2 separate regions of the Mus musculus genome follow, and region 2 is linked to region 1. A link is a contact called in ENCODE POLR2A ChIA-PET data. All regions are on one chromosome and are shown on one strand. Each heading gives the region's core, a stretch centred on a gene start or an enhancer-like site at or near the end of the contact. The rest is flanking DNA. Distances are from core to core; before and after follow the strand shown. Region 1 has its middle 24 kb from the start of Azin1. Region 2 holds the start of Atp6v1c1 (ATPase, H+ transporting, lysosomal V1 subunit C1).

Region 1 (7,101 bases), core at 1,346-3,845:
CACACCCTGCTAGCTCTGCTCCAAGGCTGGGAACTGTGTTACTCCAACCCTTATGCATGGCAGGACTTGGCAGATTCCCAGGAACCAACACGGTAGAAGCAGACAATCCTACAACTCACACATACACACACACACTCAAGCACATGCACATATACACACAAATACACACATGTATACATTCACACACACATATGAATGCACATATAGACACATATGTACTCATACACACACAAACACATATACATGCATACACACAAGAGAAATAAATGAATGGAAAATTTTTAATTTAAAAATATGTGCATATTGGCATATATCAGAGAAGTGGCTATTCAAATTCATTGAACATTCTTACTTACAATATGGTCTTGTGCAGCCCAGGCTGACTTCAAACTCTCTATGCAGCTAAGGAAAAATGACCTTCTGATCCTCCTGCTTCTCTACCTCCTGAGTGCTGGAATTAAAGGCATGCACCACTGCACCCAGCCTTATCCTGTGTCAGGAATCAAACTCAGTGCCTTGTGCATGTTAGACAAGCCAGCCACAAACTTAGGAGAGGCGAGGAATAGATATTGAATGCCTTCCTTGATCACTCTCCCTCCTACTTTTTGAGATAGGGATCTTTCATTAAACAGCATCTTATTGATTGGGGGTGGGGGTTAGGAGGGTTTGCCTATCTTACCCTACCCTCAACCCTCAGCACTGGTGTTACAGATGTGTGTCACTGCACCTAACATTTATGTGGGTGCTGGGGATCAGAGCACAGTTCACAGCTGAGCCATCTTTCCCCTACAGATACTTTTTTAAAAATTAAAACTGTGTACATCTGCAGGCAGGCATGTGCACATACGCAGGCATGTGCACATATGCAGGCAGGTATGTGCACATATGCAGGCATGTGTGCATATGCAGGCATGTGTACATATGTAGGCACGCACATACTGGAGATCAGAGGGCAGCTCTCAGGGGACAGTTTTCCCTTTTGTCATGTGGATTCTGAAGCCCTACACTTGGTGACAAGTGTCTTTACTGAGTGAGACATCTCACCTGCCCATATACTCCTGTTACTATATATGGTTTGTAAGCATTTTGCATACATTTCTAAGCAAAAAGAAAATATGCCCAAAGAGTAATAACTACTAACCACCAGAGCCAGACATTGATGAGCAAGCTTGTAATCATACCCCTAGGGAGGTTGAAGTAGGAGGACTGGGAATTTGAGGCCAGCTGGGCTACCTAGCAAGGTCCAACATGGAGCACATAGCAAAAGTATAATTTAAAAGGGGTCTGGAGACATGGTTCAACAGGTACGATGCTTGCTCTTTTTCTAGTGGACCTGAGTTCAGTTCTCAGCAGTCACATTGGGCAGCTCACAACTGCCAGTAAGTCTGATGGTCAGAAGGACACCCATACACACATGGGATACATTTACACATATACATGAAGATAAAATAAACCTTTGAAAATTATATCTATATATTTTTTAAGCTATCAGAGTGATGCCTAGCCCTGGAAATTTCAAATGACACCATCGTTGCCAACTTGGAGATAACTTTACTTCCTATCAGCACCATCAAACTGCCCACAAGCAATCACCACAGGTGCAAGAGTGGACACTCAGCATGGGCCGGTGTGGGAGGAGTGGACACTCAGCATGGGCCGGTATGGGCAGAGAGGCTGGACAGAGCTCTGCTGTGAAGAACTGGAGAGCTGGAGGAAGAGACCCTAAGTTGCTCCTCCCACCCTGCCTGTACCAAGGATATTAACTGACAAAGCCTATTTTGGTTTTCCTTCCAGGGATCAGTTAGAGACATGCCTCTGAATGTATAGTCTTGTGAGTGCTCCATGCCCCGCCCCCACCCCTCATTTACACACACACACACACACACACACACACACACACACACACCTGACCTTGTTTCTAATTTCAGATTCATGCAAAAGTGTTTCAGACCAGGTTTTCTGTTCACTTTGTTTCTGGGGCCTCCTTCCTGTGGGGCTGAAAACAGAGACGGTGACAAGATGGGGAAGAAGCCACACATGCTCTCAAGCAGAACCCAAGGGAAGGGGACACCTCCCTTCATCCGGGGTTGAGCCGAGATCGAATGAGATGGCTCTGGGAATGGTGCATGGGAGGGCTTCATAAGCTCTAGCTATCATTACCCTCCTATTATTACACCTCTTTGGCTGAATGCTCTTCTTAAGCCCTGGAATTGGCACTGTCCTATGAGTGACCCTGATGCTGCCTGTCCCTCTATAGCTTTCTACTCTGTCTTTCCCAGCTAGCTGACTACATGTTCTACAAATAGGCGCTGATGCAGCCAAAAGCAGTCAACACTCACATTTGATAACGTTAGAAAGTCACGGTGCCCAGATGCACAGGAAAACTGAGTCCCCCAGAGGAAGGTGAGTCACTGGAACTGCCCTGCAGAGAACCTCAGCAGCACTCTGTGAGAGTCTCCCTTACCACCTAAAATAGCATCCCACTTTCCCGGGAACTTGGTATAATTTAGAGGTTGCAGCCAAAAGCCAGGAATAGCAGCAGGAGCCAGCCATGGACAAGGCTTACACATGCAGGGAGAGCTGTAATGGTGAACAGCTCACTTGGGCCTGAACACCTTGGCACAGCAGCTGAGAACATGGGACTTGGAATCACACACCCTAGATCATCACTAAGCGTCTGACCCCAATTTTTAATCATCTATCAAAAGGAGACGGCATTATTACCCACTACTAAGTGCTGCTTCACAGGGATAAAAAGTTAACACACGTTCGAGCCTGGAGCAGTGCCTGGCCTCCAGGGAGTACTTCACAGCATGTATGACAGGCTGGTAGCTCAGTGAGACAGGTGCCTGCCTATCAAAGAGAGACAGATGTCTACGGTGACCCCAGATCTACGGAGCCCAGCTTGTCTGGCTATGTGGTGAAGGAGAAGAAGATAGCTTGGTGCTGTGTGTCACTGCGGTGCTTGACTGGAAGGACGGCCTCCTATCACACTGAGCCACCTGCAGCCCACAGCACCAGAAGCTGAAGTGATGAGCAAGGAAGCCTGAGCTATGGGTGGAAAGGACACCCATTCCATTCAAAACATTTCCGAAGAAAGCCAGGTTATACTTGCGTATGACTTAAGGACCTTCAGAGCCATTATCTTTGCCTAGCAGCCTTTGGCTTAGAGATTACATTAAAATAAATTCTCAAATCCATCATCCACGGTCCGACACACCACTGGGATTTCCAGACTGAGTTACTGTCAGTCTCAGGTCTTTTATGATTCTAGCCAGGCATGTGGAGTTCACAGTTTGTGACCCCCCTCAGAGTAGCCCTACCATGCTCTTTAGTTTCGTGGCAGTGGTTTGGCATCTTGGCAGGGACTTCCATCCTGTCTCGCTGGCATTTCCTGGCCCCACTATGATTAAACTCATGGGCTTGCAGTGGTAAGTATACCGGTGAATAAAAGGACAGGGTTGGAGAATCTGCCTGAGGTCAACCTGTTCTCAGCCCTCACTGGCTCTGAATTAAGGCAAATTCTTCCATCTCCCAGAGCCTGCTCTCCTCTTCATCAAAACGAGAATTTCGGGCATTTGCAGTCCTTGTTAAGAGGAGGCAGGCGATAAAGAAGGGCTTAGCATAGACCTGGCAGGGCTGTGCTAGCTCAGCCTGAGCTATTATTAGCAGGCAGGGAAGAGCAGGCCCAGGCCTTGCAGCTGCTCTCTTACACCCCCTTCCCATGCCCCCTGCTTCCACTCACCAGGTTTGAGTGGGATAATTACCAACGGGCTGAAATCAGAGTGGAGCTTAGGTAGATCTAAAATTACAAGCCAACTGCAACAAACTACTTCAGCTGTTCTGGTTGTAAGGGACCCTGTAGCCAGAGAAACTATTATTTTGCTTGTGTGTGTGTGTGTGTGTGTGTGAAGTAATTTGAGCTCGGGGATGAGGGTGAGGGTGGGAAGCATCCTGTGGTATAAATGGAGAATACCATAGCAGAATCCCAGAGGCTTCATCTGAGGCAAGAACTCTAAGGGAAAGGAAACAGGCCAGGTCCTTGTGTTCTATGATGTAGGTGGCCAGGATGACCAGGATCAGAAGGGATGGTACTAGTATTTGTTTTGGACTCCAGGGAAACAGAACTCTAAACTCTTCACTACTCCATGTTTGCAAAACAAAACAAAACCCATCAGCAGTGCCCCCCCCCCCCCCCGGCCTCCTACCCTGTTATTACAACAAGACCTAGAGCATTTGCTGATCTTTTCCAGTGCTGGACTGGGCTCTACCCAGCTCCCCAGAAGAAACAAAACAAAGAGAAACTCAAAGGAAAATAGTCCTTATCTCTCTGAGGTTAGCCCCCCTCCTTCTTGTCTAGCTGACTTAATATCAAATGGAGGCCAAAAAATGATCAACAGGGCTCCTGCTTATCTCAGAATGCAAGTCCAGCCTTCCCTGCCTGCAAGTAAGTGTTTAGTCCAGGCTACTCTCTGCCAATGAAACAGATTTTCCTCCCTGGAGTTCCCTGGGGTAGTTGGCCAGGAATCCCCTAAAGTTCCATAAAAACCAGTGTCATGTGGCTAAATCCTGAGCTACAGCAGTCTAACCCATTCTAGAGCGTTCTGTTGAATGAGGGTAGGGGTACAGAGGGAAAGGGGAAAACAACAGAAATCTCTTTGGCATATTTTTGTTTTGGTACCAGGGACTGAACTCAGGGCCTGTGTTCACTCCTGACACCAACATTGAGCTTTGCCCCCAGACCCTACCCTCTAGCTTGTGAATTTGGCTTAACCTGCTCTCTAAACAAGCTTGGGGATATAAATCTGTCCTGATCAACTTTCCTGTGAGAAATCACATTAGTTTCTTTAGAGTTGGTCCCCCCCCCTTTTTAATGTGTGTGTGTGTGTGTGTGTGTGTGTGTTTGTGTGTGTGTGTGTGTTTGTGTGTGTGTGTGTGTGTTTGTGTGTGTGTGTGTGTGTGTGGTGTGTGTGTGTGTGTGTTTGTGTGTGTGTGTGTGTGTGTGTGTTTGTGTGTGTGTGTGTGTGTGTTTGTGTGTGTGTGTGTGTGTTTGTGTGTGTGTGTGTGTGTGTGTGTGTGTTTGTGTGTGTGTGTGTGTGTGTGTGTGTGTTTGTGTGTGTGTGTGTGTGTGTGTGTGTTTGTGTGTGTGTGTGTGTGTGTGTGTGTTTGTGTGTGTGTGTGTGTGTGTGTGTGTGTGTGTGTGTGTTTGTGTGTGTGTGTGTGTGTGTGTGTGTGTGTGTGTGTGTGTTCATGTAAGATCAGAGGTTGACTGTTGGGTGTTTTCTTCCATTACACAACACCTTATTTCTGAGACAGGGTCTTTCACTGAATCTGGAGCTTGCCAGTTTGGGTAGGTCCACTGACCCTCAGGGATCCTTCTGTCTCTGTGCACCCCACTGCTAGGGTTATGGGTGCACATGAGGTTTCACAGGGATACTGGGGATCCGCCCAGGCTCCTTCTTTCTATCCCCTCTAATCCCCAGCTCCTTGGAAAGTTTTAGAGGGCAAATAAGCTCCATCACAATTGTAGGGCTCCAGGAAAGGAATCAGGAGAGTTCACGGCACCACAGCTTCAGTCCTGCAGAATACTTCCTCCAGCAGCCAAAGCCTCTGAACACGGTTGTATGAGAATACGGAAAGACGAGAGACATTGGAGCCATTCACTGGCTGGTGAACTGTTTTCTTGCGGTTAACTCCCAAACCTGCAGAGCTGGTACCAAGGGAGGAACAGGGCAGCAGGTCAGAAGGGCTGCTATGGGTGGGTGACATAGACTACCAGCTCTCTGCAGGGCATGATGGCATTCAGGGAGGCAGATACTCGATCCAGTCCTCTCTGAGTGACCCATGCAGTGACTTCAGTAGTCCAGAGTGCTGGAATCAAGACTGGACGAATTAAAACAAGGTAGAGAGTCCAGGTCCCTTTGAGCCTATGGCTCCCAGTGACCATAGAACATTGCATGCCAGACTAGCAAGACTAGGAAGAGAATCTAAAGGAGCCATGGGGACACTTTGTCCACAAATCCCAGACTGCAAATCAACCATGCACCACCTTCCTTATGAGTAGGAACTTCGCCCTGGAAGTATCAGCATTAGGAGATGGGGTTCCCTGCTGGGGTTACCTGCTCTTATCTTAGCTTTGAACTTGTGAAAGCACTGGAGCTTTGGAAGAAAAAAGTGGGACAGCCCTCCTCCCCAGACATACACACACATTTACACACACACACACACACACACACACACACACACACACACATCTAATGCTGCTTAGGAAAAGAAATTTTTGCCAGAAATGGTGCTCATATCTGTAATTCCCCAGAAGGGGGTAGGGAGTTTGAAGCCAACCTGGCCAGCATAGTTAAACCCCGTCAAGAAAGAAAGAAAGAAAGGAAGAAAGGGAGAAAGGAAGGAAGGAAGGAAGGAAGGAAGGAAGGAAGGAAGGAAGGAAGGGAGGGAGGGAGGGAGGGAGGGAGGGAGGGAGGGAGGGAGGGAGGAAGGAAGGAAGGAAGGAAGGAAGGAAGGAAGGAAGGAAGGAAGGAAGGAAGAGAGGGAGGGAGGAAGGAAGGAAGGAATTGATCTCAGCAATGGAAAGGCAGAGACAGGAGAAGCTCAGTGAATTCCAGGACAGCCTGGTCTACATAGTGAGTTCTAGGACAGCCAGGGCTACACAGACCCTGTCTCAAAAAGAAATAAATAAAATAAACAAATAAACAAACAAAGGAAAACCTTTCCTTTCCTTCTAGATGTTTTTTCCCGACCATAAAATGGCTTGACTTCATCTTTTGTTTGTGTGTCTGTTGTTTTCCTGACTGTGAGTACCAGCCACAAGAGAAAGGAGAGTTCCCTCAGCTGATATTGCATGGAGAGACTTCTCTCAATAAACTCCTTTCAAGAGATCAGTCTTAAAATGCCAGTCCTTGAAAGATTCCTGGACTGCTGGTTTGCTGAGGAGAAAATTCCCACTTATGTCCTGCTTGCCCTCTCCACTCAAGACATTCCAGTCGGTCTTCTCTTTCATCGTCCTGCACACACACCAAGAAGGCCTTTGGGGTTCAATCAGAAAAGGGGAGCAAGAGAGAGCATCCAGGCTGCAGAGAAGTCTTG
Region 2 (7,551 bases), core at 1,245-3,744, 120 kb before region 1:
GGCAGGCTGCTTGCTGGATTGGAGGACAACCTCGTATACATAAAGAAACCCTGTCTCAAAAAAAAAAAAAAAGTAAAAAAAGAAATGCACACACACACACACACACACACACAAGTCTTTAATCCCAGCACTCAGGAAGCAGGTGTATAGCTGTGAGTTCAAGGTCAGCCTGGTCTATATAATGAGTTCGAGGATAGCCAGGGACCCTGTCTCCAAAAGTTAAAATTAAAAAAAAATTAAAAAGATGTGTGTGTGTGTGTTGTGTGTGTAAATCCTGCCCTGTTTAAATGCAGACTAAGAGTAGCCCCTAGCTCTCAGCATTCAGGATGCAGAGCACTATTTCTTGAGATCCGATCTGGTACCTGCAAAGTAACCAAAAGACAAAAGGATCCTGTAGTTTTGAGCAGAAAAGCCGAGGCTCCGACTTCAGCACAACGAGACTCACTTGTTGCCAGACTTAACTGCGATTATCACCGTGAGCACTTTAGCTCACCTTAGGGCTCTTTATCTCCTCCAGCTCGACAGCACACAGAAACCCAAAGCACTCTCACAGAGCAGCTCTGGCTGGCCTGCAACTCACTCTACCTGCCAGGGCGGCTCAAACTGTGGAGGACTTGCAGGGCCACACACAGTCTGTCTCCAGCACCTATGATCTTCACTGGATTCCCTGAGCAGTCTGACTCCAGCTCTCCCCACACACAGGCCAGTCTGTCCACATCCCACCACCACACCTTTCTCATTCCAGGTTCTCTGCAAGTTCTGGAAAGGCACGTTCCTCCTCTCACTTCAAGGCCTTGACAAACTCTGTTCCCTCAACCTGGAATGTCCTTTTCACTCCTGCCTGCTCACCCCCTTTTCACACCAACCTCTTCTCAGTCATATCCTCAACAAAGCCTTCTTTGAATCTTCCACAAAAGTCATATTCCTGGGAAACATCTCTGTACTGCTCCATTACTCCTTCGGAGTAGATTTTACACACACACACACACACACACATTTATGTATATGTGTGTATATATATGTATATATGTAGATGTATATATATATGTGTGTGTGTGTGTATACATATATATATAGAGAGAGAGAGAGAGAGAGAGAGGGAGAGAGAGAGAGAGACAAGTGGTCTCACTATTTATTTAGCTTTGGTTGGCTCTGCCTCCTAAGTGCTAGGACTAAAGGTTAGTGCTCTATCACACGCCAAATGCACGACTATTAAAACCTATCTCCTCTGAATCTGTCTGGAAGCTCTGACAGCAGAGTCCCTGTCTGCTTCCTAAACCTTAGCACTCCCATAGTATCAGCCATAGAGCATGCAGTATATGAACAAGTATCACCAGACTTCAAAACTATTTCCCACTTTTCCACAATGCAGCCTACTACAAAAGCCTGGCCTTTGGCACCCCTAAATCATGTCTTCTTCTCTCATCAGGCCCTCAAATAACGAGGCTTTCACTGAGTAAAAAGTTCTCCTCTGTTGCCTCCAATCCCACCGACTTGCCAAGACCCAAACTCAAGTTTTCTTTCCTCCAGGATACTTTTCTCCTCCTTCTGTTTTTACCAGTTCTATACAACCTCATCTTTCCCCTGTGACTTATCTTCCCACCATCAATGTGAACTTTTAGGGCTGGGCTATTCACACCCGACCATTTCATTCCCGGGGCACCACTAAGTACAGAGTAGACAATTTTCCCCCTGATAACATTTTTCCTCTGAAAAGAACACAAGCTTCCCTCTTATGCCTCATAGGTGATTCAATCTGCCTTATAAGAGACTCTGTCCACCAGTTCCTTTTCGGGGATGTTGTTTAACCTCCCCCAACCCCAATCTAGTGAAATGTTTTTAAGCTGCCTGTATTCCTGTTTCATCCACTGCCTACAATGACCCCCGTGTCCTCTGTGACCGCCCCCTGCCTGCAGTGGGCACCCCTTCCGCCCTGAAAACTGTAATCCCTTCTATTCACATACAGGCGTAAACACCCAGTGGAGACTGCACACACACGCCGGTGAACCCTGAGCCTCACCTGAGGCATTCTGTCACTGTCCACCTTCTCACAAGTGACCAGGACTCGCTGGGATTCCCACCCAAGAAGGACCCGAATGTACAACACTTCTCCCTTCTGCCACTGAGTTCCCCGTCTGGGCCCCTTCCCCCTCCTTCTTCTTCCAAAGACACCAACCCTAGGCCCTGAGATGCGGAGAGCCCGCACCCAGGCCGGTTGCAGGTCCGACGCCACAGTCTAGGCCCCCGCGCCGCCCCCATCCTTCCCCGGCGGCCACTGCAGCGTCAGCTCCCCGCAGGGCTATCGCTCACTGACCCGAGGTGTCTCAGGAGGCGGCGGCGGCGACAGGTGCGGAGGCAGGAAGCCTGGTAGACGTTAACCGCTCAGCGCTCCATCCCTCCCGGACCTAAGCTCCGGCCTTTCGGCTTCCTCGACCCCTGCGCCCAGAGCAAGTCACGTGCCAGCCGGAGCAGTCAGCTGACCGCGGCGCACGCCGCTCCGCCTACGCGCGCGCACCACTGCGCGCAATCACGATGCGGCCAGGCCTCCGGAGAAGGCGGGGCTGAGAGAGCGCGCAGAGCGGGCTTCCGGGTGGGCGGAGCTTGCCGCTCCTCCAGATGCACCTGCGGTGGTTGGCCAGCCACCAGAAAATTCCCGCCCACCCTAAAATTACCCACAGGTTTCAGCCATTCAGACTCCCCCAAGCTCCTGCACTGACTTCTGCACTGCAAGTTTTGACAGTCCAGGTTTCGGGGAAATTTTTTCTAATAATCCACTTCAGTAGTTTCATATTTTTCATCCAATCTGGTATCACTTCGTTCCATAAAGTGATAAAGTGTTCAGGTTTAGTTACTCAGCACCAAACATTGTTAATTAGTTTTTTAGAATTAGCTAGTGGAGTGACCCCCTTGCCAGGAACTCCAAACTGTCTGGTTTAGGGGTACCAAAATGGATACAGGAAGTCAAGAAAGGTTTATGGACAGGGAAAAACCATCAGCCTTGGGTTCCAGAAAAATAGATATCAACCTACTCTCACAAACCGTGCACATCTCATTGGTTGAGAAGTTAGGTGGTGCATATCTCAGCATTTTAGGTTGCATAGAGGATTGGGGACTTGTCTATTTTAATCGTTTTTAGATTTACAGCTTAGCAAAGTGAAGCTCCAGAGGTTATGGTTCTGTTTGCACAATGTGTGGGCACTCCTGGCTGTTCTTACTAGCAAGCGGAATAATAGATTTCCATTGTCAACCTGACTGGCTTTAGAATTGCTAGGAGACAAACCTCTTGGAGGGAGTTTCCAGCCAGGTTTAATGTAGGACATTCACCTCGAATATGGGCAGCAGCATCTTGAATGATAGGAACCAACACAGAATGTTTTTTTTTTTTTTTTCGAGGCTTAGAGAGATGGCTCTGAGGTTAAGAACACATACTGCTCTCACAGAGGATCTGAATTCCTTACTGGCACCCACCTGGAGTGCCTTGTGACTCCAGCTACCTCCAGGAGATCCGATTGGCTTCATCTGGCCTCCTGCAGAACCTGTAATCATATGCACTCCCAGGAAGACAAAACACTCATACACATAAATACAAATAAAATTAATCTTTTAAAAATGATAAATAGGATTAGAGAGAGAAGGTTCAACAGGTAATGGGGCACTAACCACCAAGACTGATGGCCTGAATTGTATCCCCAGAACCACAAAGTGTATTCTGCAAGATAGCCTCCCATCTCCACATGCAAGCTGTAGTACCCACAAATAAATAAATGTAATAAAATTGTCAAATAAATAATCTTTTTTTAAAGGAGAAAGCTAAGCATCAACATTCATTGCTCTCTGCTTCCTGACTACCAATACAATGTAACCAGGGCTCTCAGACTCCTGCCTTCAGAGCTACAATTACTCTCACCACCTTGCTGAACTGTGAGCCAAAAGAAACCCTTCTGTATTCATTGCTTTCCTATTGCTGTGATAAAACACATTCCAGTCCATTACCATCACAGCAGGGAAGTGTGGCAGTAGACAGACATAGCAATCATAATAGCTGAGAGCTCACAAATCAAATAACAAGCAGGAAGCAGAAAGCAAAGGAAAAAAACGGTATGAGTCTTTGCCCCTTACAGTGACATACTTCCTCCAGCAAGGCCACAGCCCCTAAATTTCCTCAAACAGTCCCACCAAACAGGGACCAAGTATTCAAATTCCTAAGGCTGTGTAGGATGCCTCGTTCACCAAACCACAGCTTCCTTCCTTGTTTTTGTCGATTATTTTGTAGCAACAAAAAAAAAAAAAAGGCAATACACAAAATTGTTAGCAAGGAACGGGTTCTTCAGTCTAATAAACCTGTTTCTTAAGTCTTTGAAATTGGTTTGCAGGATCTGTGTGTGAGAGTTTGGCGCTGTGGCCTAGAGCAGCTCTGGAATGCTTTATGGATAGTTTAGTGAGTCATAGTGAGTGGGATCCCGAAGACCAGAATGCCCACAGGAATAAAGGAAATCTGGACTCACTAGGTTTTCGATGGGAACAATGATTTAACTGGGAATCAGACTAGAAGTCCTTTGTATCCGATTCTGGAAAAGAACTTGGCTGCATTCTAGCTCTGTCCTGAAATTTTGTTTCAAATTTTAAGGTTCAGGTCAAAGTGATGGACTAAGTTATTTGGCAAGGGATTTCATGACAGTATAACATCCAGCCTGTAGAATGGTTACTGCTTGCTGAATTTAGCTTTGAATCAGGAAGAAGAAATCTATGAAATAAGCAGTTTGATTGAAGGATCTTGAACACACTTAAAACAACAGATAAGGTAGATGGAGAGAAAGCAGGCATTCCATTGATACCTCATTTACAGAAATACAAATTGAAGGAACTCTGGCCAACCCGACCATGGCGACCATGGCGACCAAGGTGAGTGTGACTCTGACAGACCTTGCCCTTATCCCCAATTCCCTCTGCCTTGCTAAAATCTATTAGATTACATTCTTGAAGCCAGCCACTACGGTCTATTTCCTATTTGGCCAATTCCTCCTCCAGAGGCTGACTACCAAGGTCCAGCAGAGCTTCTGAAGTATTGAAATCCAGCAATCAAAAGCCCCCTTTGACTCACCTAGTTAGCATGCCCAATTAAAATTAAACATCTCACCCTAACATGGGGTTTTCCTTTTTGCCTTTATAAACTGCCATTTTCCTATGGGCCACATCTATCTTCTCTCTATCCAGAGGAAGTCTTTTGTGCCCCCATCCTCTGGGACAAATATCCCTTTCCCTTCTCCCTCATCTGCTATCGCCTGCCTTTGTCTCTTATTACCTGCTTTCTCCTAGCACAAATAACTCATCTTTGTGCTAAGAACTTGGTTGCGGGGTGCCCTGAGCTGCTACTGATCACTTCATAAGTACAGTGAAAAGGAGAAAACCCAAGAAGAGTATTGCTGAAGGAGCCTTTCTTCAAAAACAACTGCCTTCAAAAACAAGATGGCTCAGTGTTTAAGAGGATGTTTTGCTCTCGCAGGGGACTAGAGTTCAGTTCGCAGCACCTACAGGCAGCTCACAGCCTCTTCCAGTTTCAGGAGTTTCAGTGACCTCTTCTGGTCTCCTGGGACTTGTTTGTGAGGTATTGTCTTGATTAATGATTGCCGTGGGAGGGCTTAGCCAATGTAGTCAGTGCCACCCGTAGGTAGGTAGTTCTGGATGGTATAAGAAAGCAAACTGAGCAAGCTGTAAAGAGCAAGCCAGCACACAGAGTTCCTCCAAGATCTGTGCTTCAGTTCCTGCCACCAAGTTCTTGCTTGAAAACTTGGCTTTGCTTTCTTCCATGATGGACTGTAGCTGTAAAATGAAATAAGCCATTTCTTCCTCAAGTTGATTGGGGTCAAGTTGGACAAGTAGACAGTGTACTTAATATAAATTATGGAAGCAAATGCCTGTCAAAACATTATTGGCATAGCTGGTTCTTGGTAGGAAGGGATATTAGGATACTCTGATTATCAAGACCTGAACACAGTGAACCTGGGCTTGTAAGGGGAGGAGAGCTGCTTTTCCTTTCTTACAGGGGCTGGGAAGGGCCACAGACTAATACAATGAGTCAAGTAGGCCTCTGCTACTTGCTAATGTTTATGGGGCTCAATTTAGCCATCTATAAATCCCAATTGGCTTATACAGCAGATTCTGTAAGATGATGTGAATAATGCAGTTAACTAAGCACCTGGCTTCATTTGTCTCCTCAAAAAATGCTGGTCGTAATGTCATGGTGACTTTCATAAAAAGAATTGAAATACAAAGAAAAGATTGAATCTCAAAAAGGCAGTAACCGAGTTCCAGAGGCACCTGGCCAGACAGGCAGACAGATGGTGACTCTGAGCCACAGTGTGGTGAGCTAGCTATGTAGGTTCAGGCATTTGAGACACGGTGAGCCCTGAGCCTCAGAGACTTTAGGGAGTTTGTTGTCACTGTTGTTTTTCTTAAAGTTGGTTTTTTTGTTTGTTTTGTTTTGGTTTTTGGTTTTTCAAGACAGGGTTTCTCTGTATAGCCCTGGCTGTCCTGGAACTCACTTTGTAGGCCAGGCTGGCCTCAAACTCAGAAATCTGCCTGCCTCTGCCTCCCAAGTGCTGGGATTGAAGGTGTGCGCCACCACGCCTGGCTTTTTGTTAAAGTTTTTGTTTTGCTGTTGAGACAAAGTCTTAGGGTGTAGCCAAGTTGACTCTGTTGCCCACAGTAACCTAGAACTTGCAACCTCTCAGCCTCCTGAATGCTATGATTGCAGGAATACACCACCACACATCTGGCTTAAATTTCCTAACAAATAAAGGGTGAGGGGAGCAGGTCATGGTGGTGCATACTTCTAATCCTAGCTTTTGGGAGGCAGAGATGGTCAGATCTCTGCGATTTCTAGGTCAGCCTGGTCTACACAGCAAGTTCCTAGACCAGGTGAAGATACACAGTGAACACTGTCTTAAAAGGGGGTGTGGTGGGCAAAATGGATAACAGGGTAAAAGTACTTGCCACCAAGCTTGATAACCCATTTTTAACTGCCCGGATCCCATGGTGCAAGGAGAAAACTGACTCCCTCGAGTCTTCCTCTGATCTCCGCTGCACACATGCGTGCACACATGCACACACATGCACACATGCATGATGAGAGTACACATGCACAAAGCAAGTAAGTAAATATAAATTTTAAAAACTTTTAATTTTAGCTCTTACTTATATCAGCTAGGCGAGGCGGCTCATACCTGTAATCCCAGCACTAGGAGACTGAGGCAGGAGGATTGCTTGAGTTTGAGAGTAGCTCTAACTATATATCGAGGCCCTATCGGAAAAAAACTAAAACCTAAATAATAAATAATTACATAGGTAGGTAGGTAGATAGATAGATAGATAGATAGATAGATAGATAGATAGATAGATAGATAGATAGATGAATAAAATGTCACACCTAGGTACCCTGACACTTGTCTTCTTTTGTAGCACTTGGGAGGCTGAGGCAGAAGGATCACAAGTTTTAAGCCAGCCTCGGCTGCTATGTGACTCTGTCTCAAAAAAAAAAAAAAAAAAAAAAGG

Evidence for each region. ChIA-PET counts read pairs that join two places held with the same protein, here RNA polymerase II (POLR2A).
Region 2: POLR2A ChIA-PET joins it to region 1 with 11 read pairs in Patski. The contact joins the promoter of Atp6v1c1 here to the enhancer-like site in region 1. POLR2A ChIA-PET finds 5 or more read pairs at or near these places in 2 of 5 experiments (Patski and embryonic stem cell).

Annotation. Positions count from the first base shown.
Region 1 is chr15:38,539,495-38,546,595 of GRCm38, reverse strand. No RefSeq gene overlaps it. Among named protein-coding and RNA genes, the nearest start is that of Azin1, 24 kb to the right of the region's middle. Within about 2 kb of position 2,595, at least 3 of the 3 ENCODE cell types and tissues checked have a DNase peak (open chromatin) inside an H3K27ac peak, as active enhancers do.
Region 2 is chr15:38,656,847-38,664,397 of GRCm38, reverse strand. It overlaps Atp6v1c1 (ATPase, H+ transporting, lysosomal V1 subunit C1), which reads right to left and starts at 2,494. Exons shown (of 13, transcript NM_025494.3): 1 at 2,315-2,494.